Linked DNA regions of Homo sapiens: region 2 is linked to region 1. The links are chromatin loops, found by intact Hi-C in ENCODE. Cell type or tissue: PC-9. All regions are shown on one strand.

The links. A loop is a pair of places that touch in the nucleus more often than their neighbours do. Peaks named below come from ENCODE experiments on the same cell type or tissue, not always from the same donor. Only the 100,000 strongest peaks of a DNase experiment are listed, where the experiment ranks them.
Region 2: it touches region 1 in a loop (4-fold over the local background); 12 of 110 quality-filtered maps call a loop at or near these places.

What each region holds. Positions count from the first base shown.
Region 1 is chr7:55,545,619-55,548,118 of GRCh38, forward strand. All of the region lies in intron 1 of VOPP1 (VOPP1 WW domain binding protein), which reads right to left. Among named protein-coding and RNA genes, the nearest start is that of VOPP1, 26 kb to the right of the region's middle. RefSeq lists an enhancer at 312-471. In PC-9, no CTCF peak of the experiment used is centred here; DNase peaks (open chromatin) are centred at 63, 1,423 and 1,855; H3K4me3 peaks cover 570 bases; H3K27ac peaks cover 2,500 bases.
Region 2 is chr7:55,596,612-55,599,111 of GRCh38, forward strand. It overlaps VOPP1-DT (VOPP1 divergent transcript), which reads left to right. Exons shown (of 17, transcript NR_187585.1): 17 at 1-49. Among named protein-coding and RNA genes, the nearest start is that of VOPP1-DT, 25 kb to the left of the region's middle. In PC-9, CTCF peaks have their summits at 1,500 (motif pointing left) and 1,707; a DNase peak (open chromatin) is centred at 1,530; H3K4me3 peaks cover 337 bases.

The DNA.
Region 1 (2,500 bases):
ACAGCTTGCGGGCCACACTGGTTACACATCCACCGGGACTCAAGAGGGATCCACTGAGCTGAACACTGCCTGCTCGTGCTCTGTGCCTAAGGCTCCCTGTCTGGCAAGCCCCATGGAAGCTCACAGATCTGTCATTTGTGGAGAGCTGCAGCTCTTGTGTTTAAAAAGGAATGATTTGGCTGGGTGCAGTGACTCACACCAGCACTCTGGGAGGCTGAGGTAGGCGGATCCCTTGAGCCCAGGAGTTTGAGACCAGCCCGGGCCACACAGCAAGACCCCAACTCTACAAAAAAAAATACAAAAATTAGCATGGTGGCACATGCCTGTAATACCAGCTATTCAGGAAGCTGAGGTGGGAGGACCACCTGAGCCTGAGAGGTCAAGGTTGCGATGAGCCGTGATTGCACCACTGCACTCCAGTCTGGGTGACAGAATGAGACCCTGTCTCAATTAAAAAAAATAAAATAAAGAAAAGAAAAAGTGAAAAAACGGAAGGATTTACTAAGCCCAGCTGTTCAATCAGCTCACAGATACTCACTAAGCACTCCACAGCTCTGGCCTGTGCTAGAAGACAAGGACTCAGTCATGAGGAGGGCACAGGTGGTGCCATCTCCTGAGTTACAAGACAGTCGAGGGAGATGTAGACAGGATCTGACCCATGAATGAAGATATAATTCCCAGGTAGCTCACTAAGTTGAGAATAGTTGTACAAAGAGAACACTTAAGGGAAAGGCGGAATTATATGCTCTATGGACCGTGAGGTGGTAGGATGCAAGAAGTTTTGGCAAAACTGAAATGAGCCTAAATCAATACGCCATGATGAACTGAATCTCCCAACAGAAAAAGGGACATTAATGGAAAAACTGGAGAGATCCAAATAAAGCAATTTTAATTAATAGCAATATACCAATGTTGGTTTCCTTTTTAGGCAAATGCAGCATGGCAATGTAAGTTATTAAATTAGTGGAAACTGGGTTATACAGCAACTCTGTATTTGCTCTGCAAATGTGCTTTGCAAATTTTCTATAAATCTAAACTTATTCCAAAATTAAAAGTTGATTTAAAAAATATACAAATATATTGTGCTCCCCCGCCAAGAAATAAGTGATACCACCACGACCACCACCACCCCTGAATTAAGGCTCCAGCTTTGAAGCACAGAGCCCAAAGGGAGGGGCGATGGAGCAGAGGCCAGCAGGCCGAGAGCTCAGGCCATGCAGAGCCTGGGAGGCTAAGCCATGGGATCAGGTCTGCATCCTAAAACCAACAGGAAGCACCTCCACAAATGGGAGCTACAGGCCTTGTCCCCAGTGCCCCTGAACATGGAGAAGGACAGCCTTCATTTCACTGATGAGCGAGTCAGAGCAGAGATGACTCAGCAACACAGCTCTCTCGACCCACATTCTGCCAACCGCCCAGACTGGCAGAAGGCCATGCAATTTGTAATCCCTCTGACCTGGATTTTAGCAGCCCCAGGTCAGCTGTTAAGACTTGGGAGAAGCCGACAGAGCTGTAGGAGGGAGTGGTGGGTTGGGTCTTGATTCCACTGTTCTCACCTAATGCCAGCTAACATCCAGATCCAACCCTGTCCCACCTCTGAGGCTGGGGACGGGGGACAAAGGGGCTCCAGGGGTTCCACAGATAACAGGACCCCAACAGGACTGAGGCTACCTTCCCCCTGGGGCTACATGCATTCATGTAGAAATGAATAGGAAGAGTGGCAGGCAAGGTGGGCTCCAAGGCTTTCTAAGGTTGATGCCATACGCACACCAAGGCTGGGAGTGAAATTTGGGCTAATTAACAGTGACATGTAAGTACAGGAATCTTTAATTTAAACGTAAGCCTCTGCATACCAATAAACCTTGCCAACTTTTTGGGAGTTACAGAACCTCATGTAAACTTGAGAAACAACAGGAATACACCTTTACAGAGAGCTCTGGAGCACGGAACTAAGTATGCCCATCATGCAACCCTTTACTTGACTAACAAACCAGTTGAGTTGGGAATGATCGTCTCCTACTAGCTACCAATAGACATGTTTTGTTTGGCCCATGATAGCTTTGAGATAAAGAAACTTTACACAAAATCTAGATATTCAATTTTTCCTGAAAAATCCAAAGACTCATTAACCATCAGCTAGACCTGAGTGGTGCCTGGTTCCCTCTTCCCCGCCATATCTTTCACACAGCAAGATCTTTTCCATTTTACCACACTTCCCATCACTCCCTAGTAGATGTGGCTGGGCAGGCTGTGCCCTGAGCCTGCAGGCATGTGCATTTACTACCCTGTGCACAGAGAATGTCTCTTCTTCCAACTTCTCTTAAAAGCACACCAGCAGTTTCAGTCACCTGTTTGATTCCCCTCCAAGGGCTTTCTAAAAATTTCCACCAAAATACCCCGACAGCCACCTAAGACCGTGACCGCAGATTCTGGGAATGGGAGGCAGGTGAATGGAGATGTGGTCTTAAATGACACTCAGTGGGATGCAAAATTTGTCTGA
Region 2 (2,500 bases), 51 kb after region 1:
TTTGACCCTTAGGAGCTGGGTGAATAATAAATATTTATTGTTATTTTCAGCCTTATGATTTTAAGTTAATTTGTTATGCAGTAATAGAAGTTGCCACATGAAGCTATGACACTGGTTAACTCATTTATTCAGTAAACATTTGCTAAGAGCAGACTAAGTGCCAGGATCAATTTTATAATTGGGGGTACAGGGTTAAGTCAAAATGGCAGACTAGAAGCAGATCATGTGCACTGCTGTCATGGAGAGGAAACAAAATGGCTAGTGAACACTGATCTTGCCATGTGATCCCCTAAGAAACCACATCAGCATCCATGAAGGCAGCAAGGGGACACAGAGAGGAGAGAGGAGTGAAGCTGAGCAGCCCATCTGTGATCAGCATGGAGCTAGAAGAAGCTCCCAAACATAGGGAAAGAGTAAGTGATTGAGAGCCCCTGGGGGATTCACAGTCTTCACAGGGACCTGTGCAAGCCTTGGAACAGGAGAATCTCTTTGACCCACTCCCTGCACCTCTAAGCCAATGCAGAGAGCCACCCAGAGTTTTGTGGAGGCAACTCTCAAGTCCCTAGGGACTGCTGGAAGCCTTGGACCCTGGAACAGACCAGCACCAGTGCCATAGCCCCAACAGAGGCTGCAGTCATGGTACCCGAGGGCAGTAAGATTGCTCCACCCCAAATCACTAGACAAAGTTCAGCACCAGCCTCTGGCCCAATGGTCCTGCTTCTGTTTTCACTTCACCAACAGGTTCAGCCTCCTGTTCCTCCAGGAAACACCCAAACAACAGGATAGGCAACTTCACCCAATCCCTGCCAGTTGTAGCCAGGCAGGCCATACCTGCTAGAGCTTCCAGCCCCGTGGTACCACTTCTGTCTGAATTCTGCTGACAAGCACAGTCTCTTGTTCTCCTAGGAAACACCTTAATGGCATGGTGAGTGACTCCACCCACTGCCACTGCTCAAGGCCAGCAGCCCACACCTGCTAGAGTTTCCAGCCCAACAGTCCTGCTTTTATATGAACTCTGCAGGTGGGGGCAACTCCATGTTCCCCTGGGAAGCAGCTGGACAGCAGATTAGGTGACCCCACTCATCCCTGCAACTCCTAGCCAAGCAGTTCTTGCTGGCTTGGGTGGTGCCCAAGCAGTGGGGGAGTCCTCACTCTTGCATCACTAAAAGAAGTGAGATGCCCAAGTTCACAGGTCAGTGGAGGAGTGGGTTGTGCCTCCCTCTGTACAGCCATTCCGGAAAGGATATGACCTGTTTGCCAACTGTGGCCCCTGCATGAGGAAGCCCCATGGACGAGAACACCTAATAAAAGAAATACAGGCATGGAGTCAGTGATCAGAGGGGGCTCTTCCAAGGCTTAGGGGTGGACAAGGTGAGGGGGTCATCTCTACCCCACCCCCTAAAAAGCACTATGCTAACTTGAGGAAAACACAAAAGAGCTGTGCAGCTGAGAAAAGCCTATCTGCCTGTCCGCTGGCTAACACTTTTAAGTGCCACCTACTGGATCACAGCAGAAAATACAATACAAAAATATTTTGCCAGTACACAGCACCTGTGAAAACTAAGGCAAAGATTAAGCAACAAATAAACATTCTGTACATACTCGTGACCCTCTGAAAACACCCTAAAAAGAAGCCAACTGACTGTACTCAACTTACATCACAGTTAAAGGAACACTAACCCTTACACATGAAAAAGAATCGATGCAAAAACTCTGGCAACTCAAAAAGCCAGTGTGCCCCCTTACCTACAAACAAACACACTAGTCCCCCAGAAATGGTTCTTAGCCAGATTGAGATGACTGAAATGATGGAAATAAAATTCAAGATCTGGATGGCAAGGAAGATCGATGGGATCAAAGAGAAAGTTGAATCCAAGGAACCCAGTAAAACAATCCAGGAGCTGAAGGATTAAACAGCCATTTTAAGAAAGAACCAGCTGGGTGTGATGGCTCACGCCTGTAATCCCAGCACTTTGGGAGGCCAAGGCGAGTGGACTACTTGAGGTTAGGAGTTTGAGACCAGCCTGGCCAACATGATGAAACCCTGTCTCTACTAAAATACAAAAATTAGCTGGGCGTGGTGGCACACATCTGTAATCTCAGCTACTTGGGAGGCTGAGGCAGGAGAATCACTTGAACCCGGGAGGTGGAGGTTGCACAGGCTGGAGTGCAGTGGCACGATCTCGGCTCACTGCAAGCTCTGCCTCCCAGGTTCCCACCATTCTCCTGCCTCAGCCTCCCGAGTAGCTGGGACTACAGGTGCCCGCCACCACGCCCAGCAAATTTTTTGTATTTTTAGTAGAGACGGAGTTTCACCATGTAAGCTATGATAGTCTCCATCTCCCGACCTCGTGATCCGCCTGCCTTGGCCTCCGAAAGTGCTGGGATTACAGGTGTGATGGCTCACGCCCAGCATTTTTTTTTTTTTTTTTTGAGACAAAGTCTCGCTCTGTTGCCCAGGCTGGAGTGTAATGGCACAATCTCGGCTCACTGCAACCTC